Regions from separate parts of the Homo sapiens genome. Here region 2 is linked to region 1. Evidence: read pairs that join two places in POLR2A ChIA-PET (ENCODE). Cell type or tissue: Panc1. All regions are shown on one strand. Links, peaks and the distances in the headings refer to the core of each region. The heading gives the core; the rest is flanking DNA.

Region 1 (8,745 bases), core at 360-8,359:
AGTGGCGCGATCTCGGCTCACTGCAAGCTCCGCCTCCCAGGTTCATGCCATTCTCCTGCCTCAGCCTCCCGAGTAGCTGGCACTACGGGCGCCCGCCACCACGGCTAATTTTTTTTTGTATTTTTAGTAGAGACGGGTTTTCACCGTGTTAGCCAGGATGGTTTCCATCTCCTGACCTCGTGATCCGCCCGCCTCGGCCTCCCAAAGTGCTGGGATTACAGGCGTGAGCCACCGCGCCCGGCGACACTGACTCAATTTTTTAAATGGGGAAGAGAATTTAAAAGTACATCACACAGCCAGGCGCAGTGGCTCACGCCTGTAATCCTAGCACTTTGGGAAGCCGAGGCAGGTGGATCACGAGGTCAGGAGATCGCGACCATCCTGGCTAACATGGTGAAACCCTGTCTCTACTAAAAATACAAAGAATTAGCCGGGCGTGGGGTGGGCGCCTGTCGTCCCACCTACTCCAGAGGCTGAGGCAGGAGAATGGCGTGAACCCGGGAGGCGGAGCTTGCAGTGAGCCGAGATCGCGCCACTGCACTCCAACCCGGGCGACAGAGCGAGACTCCATCTCAAAAAATAAAATAAAAAAAAATAATAAATAAATAAAGTACATCACAAAACAAAAGTTATCAAAATGGCCAATACACGTACTGGGCCTCAATAATCATCAGGAAAATACAAATTAAACAAGAGTAGGCCGGATGTGGTGGCTCATGCCTGTAATTCTAACACTTTGAGAGGTTGAGACTGGTCGATCGCTTGAGGTCAGGGGTTTGAGACCAGCCTGGCCAACATAGCAAAACCCTGTCTCTACTAAAAATAAAAAATTAGCTGGGTGTAGCAGTGTGTGCCCGTAATCCCAGCTACTTGGGAGGCTAAGGAAGGAGAATCGCTTGAACCCAGGAGGTGGAGGTTGCACTCAACCGAGATCGCGGCTTTGCATCCCAGCCTGGGTGACAGAGCCAGACTCCATCTCAAAAAAAAAAAAAAAGAGAATTCCACTAAACACCTAACATTTAAAAGAGTAATAACACAACATTAGTGAGGATGTGAAGCAACAACAAAAATAAACTTTACAAAACTAAAGACAATAACCTATTATTCATTTTTATTTTTCTTTATCTTAGAAGAATCTTCCAGGAACTAATATTACTTGGGTTAGAAAACTTTTATGAGAACTTATCCGGTTCCTTCAGCACTTCATTGGTTTCTTTTCTTTTGTTGATGTCTAGTGCATGAAATTTAATTTTCTTCAATAAAAAGATGGTGATGTGTATCTATTTATCTATAATATTTTTATGTCTTTATCCTTCTATTAGTATATATGCACAAAAAGATAGATTAAAAGATGTTAACCAAATAACTATTTGGGGCTCTTTGTTGCATTCTGTATTATGTTTCTTTTTTTTTTTTTTTTTTGAGACGGGGTCTCGCTCTGTTGCCCAGACTGGAGTACAGTGGTGTGATCTTGGCTCACTGCAACCTCCGCCTCCTGGGTTCAAGCAATTCTCCTGCCTCAGCCTCCTGAGTATCTGGGATTACAGGTGCCCCCTACCATGCCTGGCTCATTTTTTGTATTTTTAGTAGAGACGGGATTTCACCATGTTGGCCAGGCTGGTCTCAAACTCCTGACCTCAAGTGATCCCTCCACCTTGGTTTCCCAAAGTGCTGGGATTACAGGCGTGAGCTACCACACCTGGCCAAGCATTCTGTATTGTGTTTCTTTTATTTTTTTATTTTTTGAGATACAGTCTTGTTCTGACACCCAGGCTGGAGTGTAGCCTCGCTCTGTCACCCAGGCTGGATCTCAGCTCACTGCAACCTCCACCTCCCAGGTTCAAGGGATTCTCCTGCCTCAGCCTCCTGAGCAGCTGGGATTACAGGCACATCCCATGATACCTGGCTAATTTTTGTGTTTTTAGTAGAGACGGCGTTTTGCCATGTTGGCCAGGCTGGTCTCATGAACTCCTGGGCTCAAAAGAAAAAGAAAAAGATGCCCACTATTTTAAGCTACCTTTAGAAAGTAGAAATATAGTAGTTACAGAATAGGAATCTGGTATCTTTTACCATGTCAAACAAACCTTTACAGGCCCAATTTCGGCCTTTAAAAAAATCCAAATATATTTAAACGGTCACTTACAATTTATGGATTCTTTGAAATAACTGTCAATTTCATCATCCAGAACATTCGTTTCTTTATTTTCTCGTATAAAATTCAGCAGAATGTTAGCTTCTGGTATATCTTAAATTGAAAATGCATAATAAGTAAAAAGCAAACTGATTATCATTTAAATCACATTTAAATCATCCAAAATCATTTTAATAGTAAAAAGTGAAGACATGTAAGAATACAATCAAATAGAATATTACGTGGCCATTAACAATGTGATGTAGAATTCTGTAAACATAGAGAGATGTACACCACATTACATCTAAAACAGATGTTAGTGAAAAGAGCAGCTTACTAACCTATGTGGTTCAATACCCTTTTAATTAAAAAATCTACATATATAAGGGACCGGGCGCAGTGGCTCACGCCTGTAATCCCAGCACTTTGGGAGGCTGAAGCAGGTGAATCACAAGGTCAGGAGATGGAGACCATCCTGGCTAACATGGTGACACCCCACCTCTACTAAAAATACAAAAAAATTAACCAGGCGTGGTGGTGGGCGCCTGTAGTCCCAGCTAGTTGGGAGGCTGAGGCAGGAGACTGGCATGAACCTGGGAGGTGGAGCTTGCAGTAAACTGAGATAGCGCCACTGCACTCCAGCCTGGGCAACAGAGCAAGACTCTGTCTAAAAAAAAAAATACATATATAAATGCAAAATTATCTGGAAGAATATATACGAAAAAATGATTCTCTCTAGACAGTGGGATTGTAGGTGATCTTTGTTTTCCTTGTTTATGTTTCTATATATTTTTTCTGAATTTTATACGTATTTCTTTACTTATCATAAAAAAAAGGTTTTCAAAAGGCAATTGAAATATATAAAATAGGCTCTATAAAAAGCCTAGCTCCCCACATTGGCACATGAGTGTGCTCAAGGGTCAGGGGTGCTGTGCCAGAAGGCAGGAACGCGAGTTTGGAAAGAGCTCCCCCATGATGCCCTTGGACCCCAGGACCCCAGCCTCCGGCATATGATTAAGTACCCCAGGCCCCCCTGAATATTTTACAAATTGTCCTGACAATGTCTGTACTTCCTAACTCCCCTGGGAAGATCTGGGCATTTCTTCCTCCTTGCTCCCAGAATACAAGTCTCCTACCTGTTCTTTCTCAGAACTAGGTTGTCAAATCCTTGCCAGCACGCAGTGTCCCACGTGATGACTATCCTCACATCCATCTGACCAGCCACTCATCTCCTTCCTTGTTCCAGAAATGTATATTATCTCAATTCTTGGCAAGTAAAAGGCATTCAAAAATACTGATAAGGTCATGGGCGAATGAATGAATGCAGAACTCTATTAACTTGGAGAGATATGCATCATGAATTGCTGTGCTTCAGATGGGAACATCTGCTGGAGTGAGGCCACAGAAATCCAGCCAATGAGCTTCCTGTGATGGGGGCTGGCAGGGATGGGTGGGTACCAGCACTGCAGGTCCTCACTGACAATAGCGTTATCCTGACTGTCAGAGAAAGGCAGGAATTGTGCCCTCCCTATCTGATAAGCACTCTCAGGGCAGAGAAAGAAACAAGGGAATCTGGACACCTGGCTAGGATGAACACAAGCCATTTAGAGCTTCTTAATTTCTATAAGGCAGGTGTAGCCCAGGAAATTAAAAGTAAAACTGATATAACTATTTACAATAGCAAAGACATGGAACCAGCCCAAATGACCATCAGTGGTAGACTGGATAAAGAAAATGTGGTACATGTATACCATGGAATACAATGCAACCATAAAAAGGAATGAGATCATGTCCTTTGCAGAGACATGGATAAAGCTGAAAGCCGCCATTCTCAGCAAACTAACACAGGAACAGAAAGCCAAATACCATATGTTCTCACTCATAAGTGGGAGCTGAACAATGAGATAACATGGACACAGGGAGGGGAACAACACACACTGGGGCCTGTTGGGGAATGGGGGGTGAGGGGAGGGAGAGCATCAGGACAAATAGCTAATGCATGTGGGGCTTAAAACCTAGATGATGGGCTGGGCGTGGTGGTTCACGCCTATAATCCCAGCACTTTGGGAGGGTGAGGCGGGCGGATCACGAGGTCAGGAGATCAAGACCATCCTGGCCAACATGGTGAAACCCCGTCTCTACTAAAATACAAAAAATTAGCCAGGCATGGTGGCACACACCTGTAGTCCCAGCTACTCAGGAGGCTCAGGCAGGGGAATAACTTGAACCCAGGAGGCAGAGACTGCAGTAAGCCGAGATCACGCCACTGCACTCCAGCCTGGGCGACATAGCAAGACTCCATTTCAAAAAAAGAGAAAAAGCTATTTTTGGGCCGGGCGCTGTGGCTCACGCCTGTAATCCCAGAACTGTGGGAGGCTGAGGCAGGTGGATCACCTGAGGTCAGGAGTTCAAGACCAGGCTGGCCAACATTGTGAAACCCCGTCTCTACTAAAAATGTAAAAATTAGCCATGTGTGGTGGTGCGCGCCTGTAATCCCAGCTACTTGGGGGGCTGAGACAGGAGAATTGCTTGAACCCTGGAGGCGGAGGTTGCAGTGAGCTGAGCACATGCCACTGCACTCCAGCCTAGGTGACACAGCAAGACTCCATCTCAAAAAACAAACAAACAAAAAAAGCCTATTTTAGGGCCAAGCAAGGTGGCTCACACCTGTAATCCTTCAGGAGGCTGAGGCAGGAGGATTTCTTGAGGTCAGGAGTTTGAGACCCCCCAAAAAAAAGAAGAAAAGAGAAGAGGGGAGGGGAGGGGAGGGGAGAAAGAAAAAACAGAGAAAGAAAGAGAGAGAAAGAAGGAACTACTTTGTGATTACTTTAATATGACCTACTGATCAGAAAACAAAGTTCCCATATAAATCGGGCTGCCCTTGAGTAGCCTAAAAACGGCTGTAGACACTATCATTCCTGTCCCCGTTTTAGGGTTGTGTGGCAGGGCAGGGACTGAAATACACTCTATCAAGTTTACCTCACAGCTCGCTGAATGCCTGTGTGCTCTCTCAAGTTTCCTGAAATGGCATTATCTACAAATGATAATGCCAACATTTTAAAAAATGTTTCCAAAGTAACAATCATGGCTTTATTTTATTATTATTATTATTTTTTGAGACAGGGTCTTGCTCTGTCACCGAGGCTGCAGTGCAGTGGCATGAACACAGCTCACTGCAGTCTCTACCTCCAGGGTTCAAGCGGTCCTCCTATCTCAGCCTCCTGAGTAGCTGAGATCACAGGCACGCGCCACCATGCCCAGCTATTTTTTTTTAATTTTTTGTAGAGATGGAGTCTCACTTATGGCTTGTCCCTTCTTGTAGGCAAAAAGATGATAAATTTTGATCCAGTAGTATCTTTTTCTATCAGTGACTGCTACTGATATTAAACACATTAAATATCCTCCACAAAAGCAATAGCAAAATTCCTCTTCCACACAATGTAATGTGGCTTGCAGAATACATTATTTCATGCTAAATTCCATTGTTACTCTCTTCATCTCTTCAGGTGAATTAAGCATCATCTATGATAACTAGGTAACTCATCTCCTAGAACTATGTTACAGAACATGCCTTCAGGGAGTGATCTAAAACTTCCCTCTTTTCCTCCTGGTCCCTCCCGCATGTCTGGCATAAGCCAGCAATAGCAATAAGGAGAATCCTATCATCTTATCCCTTCTCCTTTTTTTTTTTTTCCTTTTTTTTTTTTTTTGGAGACAGAGTCTCACTCTGTTGCCCAGGCTGGGATGCAGTGGCATGATCTCGACTCACTACAACATCCACCTCCCCGGCTGAAGCGATCCTCCTGCCTTAGCCTCCCTAGTAGCTGGGACTATAGGCACCATACCACCACGCCCGGCTAATTTTTGTATTTTTAGTAGAGATGATATTTCACCATGTTGACCGGGCTGGTCTTGAACTCCTAACCTCAAGTGATCCGCCCACCTCGGCCTCCCAAAGTGTTGGGATTACAGGCATGAGCCACTGCGCCTGGCCGGCAAAATCCTTTTAAAAGAAGAGCCTCAGCCTAGGCTTCATGGATTTCGGGTCCAGGAATATGACAGTTTATGCAAATTCTACACATGGGAATAGCACTTCTCAGGGGAGAGGGTCATAAGCTCCCATCAGATAGGCAAAAGGTATATAAGATGCTCAGGTGGGGCATGGTGGCTCAGGCCTGTAATCCCAGCACTTTGGGAGGCCAAGACCAGTGGATCACTTGAGCCCAGCAGTTTGAGACCAGCCTGAGAAACACTGCAAAACCCCGTCTCTACGAAAAGTACAAAAATTAGGCTGGGCACAGTGGCTCACACCTGTAATCCCAACACTTTGGGAGGCCAAGGTGGGTGGATCACGAGGTCAAGAAATCAAGACCATCCTGGCCAACATGGTGAAACCCCATGTCTACTAAAAATACAAAAAAGGCTGGGCGCGGTGGCTCACACTTGTAATCCCAGCACTTTGGGAGGCCAAGGCAGGCAGATCACGAGATCAAGACCATCCTGGCTAACATGGTGAAACCCCGTCTCTACTAAAAAATACAAAAAAATTAGCTGGGTGTGGTGGCGGGCACCTGTCGTCCCAGCTACTCGGGAGGCTGAGGCAGGAGAATGCTGTGAACCCGGGAGGCGAAGCTTGCAGTGAGCCAAGATCGCGCCACTGCACTCCAGCCTGGGTGACAGAGTGAGACTCCGTCTCAAAAAAAAAAAACACCTAGATGACAGGTTGATAGATGTAGCAAACCATCATGGGACATGTATACCTATGTAACAAACCTGCATGTTCGGCACATGTATGCCAGAACTTAAAGTAAAACTAAAAAAAAAAGTAAAGCTGATATAAACAAGCACACAAATTCGTGCATTCTCGCGAGTATTCTCCTTTAAATCTGTTTCCTTGACAGAATAAATCCAAGAAATCTAGATCTGCTGTACAACGTAGTAGCTATGATCAGTAACAACGTATGACATTCTTGAAAAGTACTGAGAACAGATTTTACGTGTTCTCACCACAAAAAAAATGATAAGTATGTGAAGTAGCACATATGTTAATTAGCTTGATTTAGCCATTCTGTAATGTATACATATTTCAAAACAACATAGTGTATAAAATGTATTCAATTTTTTGTCAATTAAAAAGTTAAGCAATAAATAATAAATTTTAAAAATGTGTCTCCTTGAGAAAGATGGCATTTTTTCTAATGATGTTGGTTATTGCTCAAAATACTTTGACATTTTTTTCTTTGAATCTGTCATCAGAGCCAAATGCACAACATCCTATAATATCTGTCTCATTAATGAGATCTTGAGTTTTTTATACCATTGTACAGTCAAGCTTGATCATCTTTTCCATCAGACAAATCTGTCTTTTAGAAACTTTTCCAGCTCAAATTTGCCCTTAGAGGATGAAGATTTTACTATCACTGGTATTACTAAATGTAAAAATAACAGGCCGGGCGTGGTGGCTCATGCCTGTAATCCCAGCACTTTGGGAGGCCGAGGCGGGCGGATCACTGGAGCCCAGAAGTTCAAGACCAGCCTGGCCAATATGGTGAAACCCCGTCTCTACTAAAAGCATAAAAATTAGCTGGGCATGGTAGCGGGCACCTGGGCAACCAACCCAGGAGGCTGGAACAGGAGAATCGCTTGAACCCAGGAGGCGGAGGCTGCAGTGAGCCGAGATTGTGCCACTGCACTCCAGCCTGGGGACAGAGCAAGACTCCATTTAAAAAAAAAAAAGAATAATAAACTATTTTTATTAATAAGTTATTTCTAATAATAAACCATACATAGGCCAGGTGCAGTGGCTCACACCTGTAATCCCAGCACTTTGGGAGGCTGAGGCAGGCAGATCACACGGTCAGGAGATTGAGACCATCCTGGTTAACACAGTGAAACCCCATCTCTAATAAAAAATACAAAAAATTAGCCAGGCATGGTGGCGGGCGCCTGTAGTCCCAGCTACTCGGGAGGCTGAGGCAGGAGAATGGCGTGAACCCGGGAGGCGGAGCTTGCAGTGAGCCGAGATCACGCCACTGCACTCCAGCCTGGGCAACAGAGTGAGACTGTCTCAAAAAAAATAAAATAAATAAAATTAAATTAAAATAAATAAACCATACATAGTACCTCCCTCCAGGAAAGAAAAAACTGAAGAGTGTTGCACTGTTGTCCTAAGTGTTGATAATAGACTATCGTGTGTCACCATCAATTTCCAACAGAGCAGTCAGAGCAAACCTCTCAGAGCCGAGTCAGATGCTGTCACCGCTCTGCTCCAAACCCCAGCCTGCTACCCCATCCAGAGCAGAAGCCAGTGCACTCTAACAGCCTCCGAGGCCTTCTTCCTGGGTGCCCCATCTCTTCTCAGAACAGCTCCTGCTGGCCTTGAACTCCTGGGCTCCAGCCACACCAGCCCCTGGGTGTTCCTCCCACACATAGGCACAGGGCTTTCCCTTGGTTATCCCTTTAGCCTCCTCATCAAGTCTTTGCTCAAACGTCACTCTCCCATGCAGCGTGCCCGACCACCTTGTGGCTCTCTAGGTCCTCCTGACTCTGTTCCACCTGTTCTCCTTAAATATTTCATAATTCACGGACATATTATCTTCATTATTTATTCTCTG
Region 2 (8,745 bases), core at 424-8,423, 130 kb before region 1:
CCGTCTCAAAAAAAAAAAAAAAGAAAAAAAAAGAAAACTGAGGTCCCGAGCTCCCCTTGTCACCCCAAGTATCTAGCCGCCACTAGGTCCTGGTGTTCTTTTGGCCTCAGGAGTTCTTTTTTTTTTTTTTTTTTTTTCTTTTTTGAGATGGAGTCTCGCTCTGTCACCCATGCTGGAGTACAGTGGCGCAATCTCGGCTCACTGCAAGCTCCACCTCCCAGGTTTATGCCATTCTTCTGCCTCAGCCTCCCGAGTAGCTGAGACTACAGGTGCCCGCCAACACGCCCGGCTAATTTTTTGTATTTTTAGTAGAGATGGGGTTTCACCGTGTTAGCCAGGATGGTCTCGATCTGCTGACCTCGTGATCCACCCATCTCGGCCTCCCAAAGTGCTGGGATTACAGGCATGAGCCATCGCGCCCGGCCAGCCTCAGGAGTTCTTTAATGTCCCCACTTTTCATCTCCTTTGCTGCCTTCTGCTTCCAGTCACCACCATCCCAGGGTCTCCCGGCCACTCCCACCGCCGCCACTTTGCCAGCCCAGAGAACCCTCACAAAGCATATCTGGTCTCTGAGTGCTAGGGTGAATTCCAGGCAGGGGGATTAGCTGATTGCTCTCCTGGGGCAGACTGGACATCTCAGGTGGTGATAACATGAGGGGATCTGAGTGACAAGGTGGGCCAGGACACTGGGTGGACAGAGTGAGGCTGTCTTCCCCAGGTGGCCCCCCACTGGGCCCACCTCTCACCAGCCTCATCTGCCTCTGGTCTTCTGGCTGCCCCCCATTCTGCAGACCTGCAGTTCCTGCCTCCTAGACCACCTGCCCCCACCCCTCCCTCGGGGTTTATCTGGCTAGTTCCCGTCTCTGCCGGATTCGCTGGTGTCTGCCTCCGCAGTGCACCTGCAGAGAAGCCCCCATCACCCACTCTGCCGCCCCTGCCTGGGGAGCTGGGCCCCCACCAGGCCTCTCTCCCGGCTTCCGCAAGTTAAGCTGCTCCCTGCCAACAAGGGGCCGGCACCCTTTGGTTCATTCAGCCTGAGCCTGTTGTTTCCTTTTCTCGGCACACCCGGAGATGCTGGCCATCTGTGTGTGTGGATAAAGGGAAGCCGGCTTTCCTCTGTCTCTGCACACATCTCACCAAACTGTGCAGTTCCGGAAGGTCAAGGACTGTCTCTTTGGAGCAGCCTTTCTGACAGAACGTTCTGGGATGATGGAAATGTTGTATTTGGTGCTGTCCACTTCAGTAGCTGCTGGCCACATAGGGCCGTTGAGCATTTTAGGCATGACTCATGGAACTGAGGAACTGGATTTTTAGTTGTATTTACTTGTTTCGGAGATGAGGTCTCGCCACGTTGCCCAGGCTGGTCTCAAACTTCTGGACCGAAGCAATCCTCCCATCTCAGCCTCCCGAATAGCTGGGACTACAGGCTCGTGCCACCATGCCCGGCTGTGTTTTATTTTAATTAATGTAAACATGTGGCCAGGGCTTCCATACTGGACAGTGTGGCTGTGGGCAGTCTAGCTGAGCTGCCTGGAAGCAAGGGCAGATGGTGAGTTACTCAGCTTCATGCAAGAAAGGAAGATGCTTAAAGGGTGGGTTTGTTTCCTGTTTAATGAACATTTTCCAGAAAGAGGGGAGATCCCGTAGCAGTGGGTTTCAGATACAGGAGACCAGACAGGAGAAAATATTGTGAGATGGGAAAGTGGATGCCAGCAACAGGAAACAGCAGAGAGGGGCTGAAGTTCTCGAAAGGCCAAGAAGAGCCTGGTGGGAAACCGCTCGCACCTCAGGACTGCCTGTGCTCAGGGCACAGGATCGACTTTTTCGCCTTGGGCTGCTTTTTGTTTTCTTTCTGTGGGTAACAATTTTATTGCAGTATCATTGACATACACTGAACTGTACATACTTAAAGAGTACAATTTGATGAGTTTTGAAATACGTATAAACACCAGAAGCCATCCCTGCAGTCCAAGCAGCGTAGACGCCCGGACCCCAGAGTTCCCTGTGTCCTATGTAATCCCCCTCCGACCCCTCCTTGCCCCACCTGTCCCCAGGTAACCACTGACCTGCCTTCAGTCACTGTAGGTTAATTTGCATCTTCTAGAGCTTTGCATAATGGCCTCCTGCAGTGCGTACGTGGTTTCCTCTGACATCTTCCACTCGGTACAGTGATTCGGGGACTCACCCAGGCTGTGTGTGTCCTTCCCCCATGGCCAAGCAGGGTCCCAGCAGTGCCGTTTGTCCATCCGCCTGCCTGCAGGGGAGCTGGGCGGCTTGTTTTTACGTAACCTTCACGCATGAGCGGTTTGTAAGCCCGCTCACCCCGTTGGCAGGGTGTTGGGCCAAGCACTGCTCTGGGGCAGGCTGGCAGTGAAACCCAGAGACTAGAATCCGCTTATGAGGGGGGTGCGTCTTTGCGGAGACCCTTAGAGCCCACAGCATCATTACTCTGGTGCATTTTCTTTTGAGCCACTGTTACGGCAAGAGATCCAGGGCGTGCCACGTGAAACGCGACAGGGCCTTTCCTCAAGACCTCTCCTCCGTGTGGTGCGTTTCTCACACAGGGTCTAGGACATTTCAATTCTTGTTATCAACAACCAGATTCAAAACTTGCCTTTTGTTAAAGTTTCGGGGGGCCCCTTCCTCCCCAGGCCTCTGGGGAGTTTGGGGCTCCTGTTCCCTAACCTTTCCTCAGCCAGCCTGCCCATCACCTTTCCTTCTCCCCAGGAAATGAATTCCCAGATATACGCACAGTCCCAGTGGGCCCTTGCACACGTGTGTCTCTATGTCCCTGCCTCGGGTTAGAGCATTCATGTTTTGAGAGCAGGGACCCTTTGGCTACTGAGAAGAGTGAACTGAGGCACGGTTAGCAGGCCTCTCGTTCAGTGGAACCAGAGGGAGTCGGAGGTTGGGGCTGATTAGGAAGTTTCAGAAGCCAATGTAAACTCCTAAGAATGCACCAGAGAATAAAAGTTTACTTGAGAATAATTTTTCCCAGGGAGATGTTTCATAGGATGGGACACTTAACTTGAGGTTTTGGTTTTATCTTCATTTTTCTTCCGCTGGTACCAACCATATAAATTTATATATATATTTCCCAATACAAATGTATATGTACTAGTAAGACAGATGGGAAATATATATATATCTATTTCCCATCTGTCTTACCCATTCTTGAAATCAGTTCGTATTCAACCAGTTGGGATTTGTTTTACGTGGACACTGAACCCAGCCATCCCTTTCACAGAACGTGAGGAAGCCTTGCTTTTCAACCTGGTTTTTGGAGTCCCGAGCTAGTGGCCAGCTCTCTCAGCCCCACACGTAATACCTGAATGGAGAAATGTCCTTCCCTCGACCCGTGTCCCGTCCAGCAGGCTTCAGGGGCAGCTTTGTAACTCCAGAGCCACCCCCTGCACGTCCTCTCTCTGCATTTTAGACCTAGGTGGCCAGGCAATTGTGGGAAATGGAAAGAGCTCTGACTGCCCCCTGCCAGCCCAGGGTAACCACAGCCATGCGAGGTCCCTGCCCGTACCTGGGAACTAGCCATGAAGGGCATCTGCCAGGCACGTGCCCGGCACCTGTCTGCCTGCTTAAGATAAAAGACCAAAAATGAGCGTTTTTCCTTTGGAAATTCATACTACACCCTCATTCCCAGGGAAGGAAATAAATTGATCGGTATTGCACAAGAACGAGATCTTTGATTCGTGTCAAGATTCGTTTCTAACCAACCAGCCAGAGCTGAATTGTTTCTCGCTGGTGAGCCTGGCCTAACAAACGTATGAGAGGAGAGGTTTGGATTTTTTTTTTTTTTGAGATGGAGTCTCACTCTGTCGCCTAGGCTGGAGTGCAATGGCGTGATCTCTACTCACTGCAAGCTCTGCCTCCCGGGTTCAAGCGATTCTGCCTCAGCCTCCTGAGTACCTGGGATCACAGGCGCCCACCACCACACCCAGCTGATTTTTTGTATTTTTAGTAGAGATGGGGTTTCACCATGTTCGCTAGGCTGGTCTTGAACTCCTGACCTCACGTGATCTGCCCACCTCAGCCTCCCAAAGTGCTGGGATTTCAGGCGGGAGCCACTGCACCGGCCGAGGTTTGGATTTAATGTATTACTTTACTCAGCAGGAAAGTGTCCATGGGTTGTGAAAGTTACCAAAAGCCTGTTGATCGCCCTGTGAAAGAACTTTCCTGGCCATTGCTCTGACATTCTGAGTCCAGAATACTGTCATCTTGATTTTATATTGGACATTAAAAGTCAGTCACTGCGTTAACTTTGTTTACATATAAAAGGAAGGATGATATCATTCTATGGAATACTGAAAAAACTGGCTTGGATTACTAGATTTTCGAAGACCCTATGCTCTCAGGTCATTTCTTTTTTTTTTTTTTTTTGAGACAGAGTCTCCCTCTGTCATGCAGTGGCGCGATCTCGGCTCACTGCAACCTCTGCCTCCTGAGTTCAAGAGATTCTCCTGCCTCAGCCTCCTGAGTAGCTGGGATTACAGGTACGCACCACCACGCCTGGCTAATTTTGGTATTTTTAGTAGAGATGGGGTTTCACACGTTGGTCAGGCTGGTCTCAAACTCCTGACCTCGTGATCCTCCCACCTCGGCCTCCCAAAATGCTGGGATTACAGGAGTAAGCCACTGTGCCCAGCCAGGTTATTTCAATATGTATCTTGAAATTCACCGAAAATGCTGGGCATGGTGGCTCACGGCTCTAATCCCAGCACTTTGGGAGGCTGAGGTGGGTGGATGACCTGAGGTTAGGAGTTTGAGACCAGCCTGGCCAACATGGCGAAACCCCGTATCTACCAAAAATACAAAAATTAGCCAGGTATGACCAGGCGCAGTGGTTCACGCCTGTAATCCCAACACTTTGGGAGGCTGAGGCAGGCGGATCACGAGGTCAAGGAGATCGAGACCATCCTGGCTAACACAGTGAAGTCCCATCTTTACTAAAAATAAAAAAAATTAGCCGCGTGTGGTGGTGGGCGCCTGTGATCCCATCTACTCAGGATGCTGAGGCAGGAGAAACAGTTGAACCTGGGAGGCAGAGGTTGCAGTAAGCTGAGATTGTGCTACTGCACTCCAGCCTGGGCAACAGAGCGAGATGCCGTCTCAAAAAAAAATAAAATAAAAATTAGCCAGGTGTGGTGGTGGGTGCCTATAATCCTAGCTACTCAGGAGACTGGGAGGCTGAGGCAAGAGAATCACTTGAACCCAGGAGGCGGAGGTTGCAGTGAGCCAAGATCGTGCCACTGCATTCCAGCCTGGGTGACGGAGTAAAACTCCATCTCAAAAAAAAAAAAAAAAAAAGAAAGAAAGAAATTCACCAAAAAGCAAATTCTGAAAACATAAGTTGAATTTAATTTTCAAGCAGAGCCCTTTGGTCGTGGGAGGGATGGGGAAGTACATCTTAAAAACATGTCTAAAAAGGGAATCCTGTGGCATATTGGTACCTAGATGTGAGAGTTGTTTCGTGTCTCGACTGAGGAACGACACCCATGTTTTCCTTCATTTTGTAATCTCAAGTCATTGCTCCTTGGGATGCTCAAAGGTGACCCATAGGTGGCCTCTCATGTCCAGATGCCACACAGCATTTCACTAGACTCGGTTAGATAGGTGGTCGTGTCAAATACACGCTGCCCTGCAGCATGGATCACGAGCACGTGTACAGAAACCTTTCACTTTGCTATTGTCACACCTTCAGTAGGTCTCTGGGACCAAGATACTACCGTGCTGTATTCTGGGTAGTTCTTTTATTTTTTTATAATCTAGTACTATGCAGGCCCATTCAAAAAAAATGCTGATAGTTAAAACTTTATTTTTCTCAGCTCCGTTTATATTTTGTAATCGTGCTTTATAGACTTAAATTCATCTCTATTCCCCAAGTCCCCACCACTGAAAATTCTTGGTTCTCTTTTTTTTTTTGAGATGGAGTCTCGCTCTATCGCCCAGGCTGGAGTGCAGTGGCACGATCTCAGCTCACTGCAAGCTCCGCCTCCCAGGTTCCTGCCATTCTCCTGCCTCAGCCTCCTGAGTAGCTGGGACTACAGGCGCCCGCCACCACACCCGGCTAATCTTTTTTGTATTTTTAGTAGAGATGGGGTTTCACCTTGTTAGCCAGGATGGTCTCGATCTCCTGACCTCAAGGTTCGCCCGCCTCGGACTCCCAAAGTGCTGGGATTACAGGTGTGAGCCACCAAGCCCGGCTGAAAATTCTTGGTTCTCTTAAATCAGAAGTAAATGATTTTTTTTTTTTTGAAGCAGAGTTTCACTCTTGTCACTCGGGCTGGAGTGCAATGTCATGGCCTCGGCTCACTGCAACCTCTGCCTCCCGTGTTCAAGAGATTCTCCTGCCTCAGCCTCCTGAGTAGCTGGGATTACAGGCATGCATCACCATGCCTGGCTAATTTTGTATTTTTAGTAGAGACGGGGTTTCACCAAGTTGGCCAGGCTGCTCTGGAACTCCTGACCTCAGGTGATCCCCCCACCTCGGCCTCCTAAAGTGCTGGGATTACAGGCATGAGTCACCGCGCCCGGCTAATGATCTTTAAATAAAAATATTTTCTAGGCCGGGTACGGTGGCTCTCGCCTGTAATACCAGCACTTTGGGAACCCAAGGCAGGCAGATTCCTTGAGGTCAGGAGTTCAAGAGCAGCCTGGCCAACATGGTGAAACCCTGTCTCTACTAAGAATACAAAAATTAGCCGGGCATGGTGGTGGGCACCTGTAATCCCAGCTAGTCAGAGGCCGAGGCAGGAGAATCGCTTGAACCTGGGAGATGGAGGTTGCAGTGAGCCAAGATCGCACCACTGCACACCAGCCTGGGCAACAGAACCATCTCAAAAAAAAAAAAAAGAATGTTCCAGCATCCACCCCCAGAAGCCCCATCAGAGGACTCTTCACTTCCTCAAGATGAGTTTTCTCTCACCCCAAGTCTAGCCCTAGCATCTTCTCACTGAAAACGACTCAACATTAGGGGCTGGGCGAGGTGGCTCACGCCTGTAGTGCCTGTGGTTCAGGAGGCTGTGGCAGGAGGATTGCTTGAGCCCAGTAGGTAGGTCAAGGCTGTAGTGAGCCTTGGTCATGCTGCTGTACTCCAGTCTGGATAACAGAGCAAGACCCCGTCTCAAGCAATCTTCCTGCCTCAGCCTCCCAAGTAGCTGGGACTATGGGCATGCAACACTGTGCCCAGCTAATTATTTTTTGTAGAGGTAAGGTCTTGTTATATTGCCCAGGCTGGGCTCGAACTCTTGGCCTCAAGTGACACTCCTGCCTCAGCAACCCAAAGTGCTGGGATTACAGCTGTGAGCCACTGTGCCCAGCCTGAGACCCAATCTTTAAAAAGAAAAAAAAAAAATGGCCCCTTCCTAAGGGACAGAGACCTGGTGCTTTCAGACAGGTGAAATGCATAACCAAAAAATAAATATGTATGTCGGTGATTCAAAATGATTCTCAAATCAATCTAGAAGGAGAAATTAGGAATAACCAGGAAAATGTTGAAAAGGAAGATGTAAGAGGGAGAGCAGATATTAGATACTAGAAAGTACCATAACACCACAACACCAGTTTAAAAACCTGTGGTGCTGGCTCAGAAACAGACTAAAATGTAGCCAGGCACAGTGGCTCATGCCTGTAATCCCAATACTCTGGGAGGCTGAGGGGGGATCGCTTGAGCCCAGGAGTTTGAGATCAGCCTGGGTAACATAGGGAGACCCCATCTCTACAAAAAAAAAAAAAAAAAAACCACAAAAATTAGCCCAATGTGGTGGCACGTGCCTGTGGGCCCAGCTACTCAGGAGACTGAGATGGGAGGATCGCTTGAGCCCGCGAGGTCAAGGCTGCAGTGGGTGACAGAGGGAGACCCTGTCCCCAAAAAATTGAAAAATAAAAGTAAAAGAAAAAAAGCCTCAAAAACAAACCAAAAAGTATAAAAGAAAGAAATGTTGAGAGTTCTACAAAAGGGCACTGTCCCACTTTTTAGGGGGAAGTGTAAGTTGGGACACCCTCTGAAGAGTCACTTAGCAGTGCATGACCGCAGCCTCAGAGAGCAGGAAGCCAGCAGGTGAATATACAAAGACGTGTGTGCACACAGCTTTTGTTTGTTTGTTTTTCTTTTGAGATGGAATCTCGCTCTTGTTGCCCAGGCTGGAGTGCAATGGCGCAATCTTGGCTCACTGCAACCTGGGTTCAAGCAATTCTCCTGCCTCAGCCTCCTGAGTAGCTGGGATTACAGGCGCACGCCACCACGCCCAGCTGATTTTTTGTGTTTTTAGTAGAGATGGGGTTTCACCGTGTTGGCCAGGCTGGTCTTGAACTCCTGACCTCAGGTGATCCACCCGCCTTGGCCTCCCAAAGTGCTGGGATTACAGGCATGAGCCACCGTGCCCGGCCAGCTTTTTATAGTAGCAAACATTTTAAAGCAACCTGAAAGTCCATAAAGAGATAATGGATTGAGCAAACTGTGCTCTACACACACACTCCCAGCAGAACACACACCTGCCAAAAATGGAAGTGGTCGAGTACGCCTGTTGGTGTTGAAAGGCATTTCAGTATAAATCAGTGAATAAATCAGGTTACAAAACACTGTGTACAAGATGATCGTACATCTGCTCTACACACACACATACAAATCCAGAAGCACGTCACACAATTTTAACCGACCCTATAGACCGAGACTCATAATTTAAAATTTTTTCTGTTTTTACCTAACACTGATTTTCCTGCAGAAACATACAT

Evidence for each region. Peaks named below come from ENCODE experiments on the same cell type or tissue, not always from the same donor. Only the 100,000 strongest peaks of a DNase experiment are listed, where the experiment ranks them.
Region 2: POLR2A ChIA-PET joins it to region 1 with 16 read pairs; 3 of 35 experiments call an interaction of 5 or more read pairs at or near these places.

The regions. Positions count from the first base shown.
Region 1 is chr16:1,842,719-1,851,463 of GRCh38, forward strand. MEIOB (meiosis specific with OB-fold) reads right to left here. Exons shown (of 14, transcript NM_001163560.3): 10 at 2,144-2,245. Among named protein-coding and RNA genes, the nearest start is that of FAHD1, 20 kb to the left of the region's middle. In Panc1, for the core only: no CTCF peak of the experiment used is centred there; no DNase peak of the experiment used is centred there; H3K27me3 peaks cover 178 bases.
Region 2 is chr16:1,711,936-1,720,680 of GRCh38, forward strand. The region is part of intron 1 of MAPK8IP3 (mitogen-activated protein kinase 8 interacting protein 3); the gene reads left to right. It overlaps MAPK8IP3-AS1 (MAPK8IP3 antisense RNA 1), which reads right to left and starts at 2,256. Exons shown (of 2, transcript NR_184234.1): 1 at 2,067-2,256; 2 at 1,594-1,852. RefSeq lists enhancers at 2,003-2,052, 6,781-6,950, 8,191-8,310. In Panc1, for the core only: no CTCF peak of the experiment used is centred there; no DNase peak of the experiment used is centred there; H3K27ac peaks cover 4,819 bases.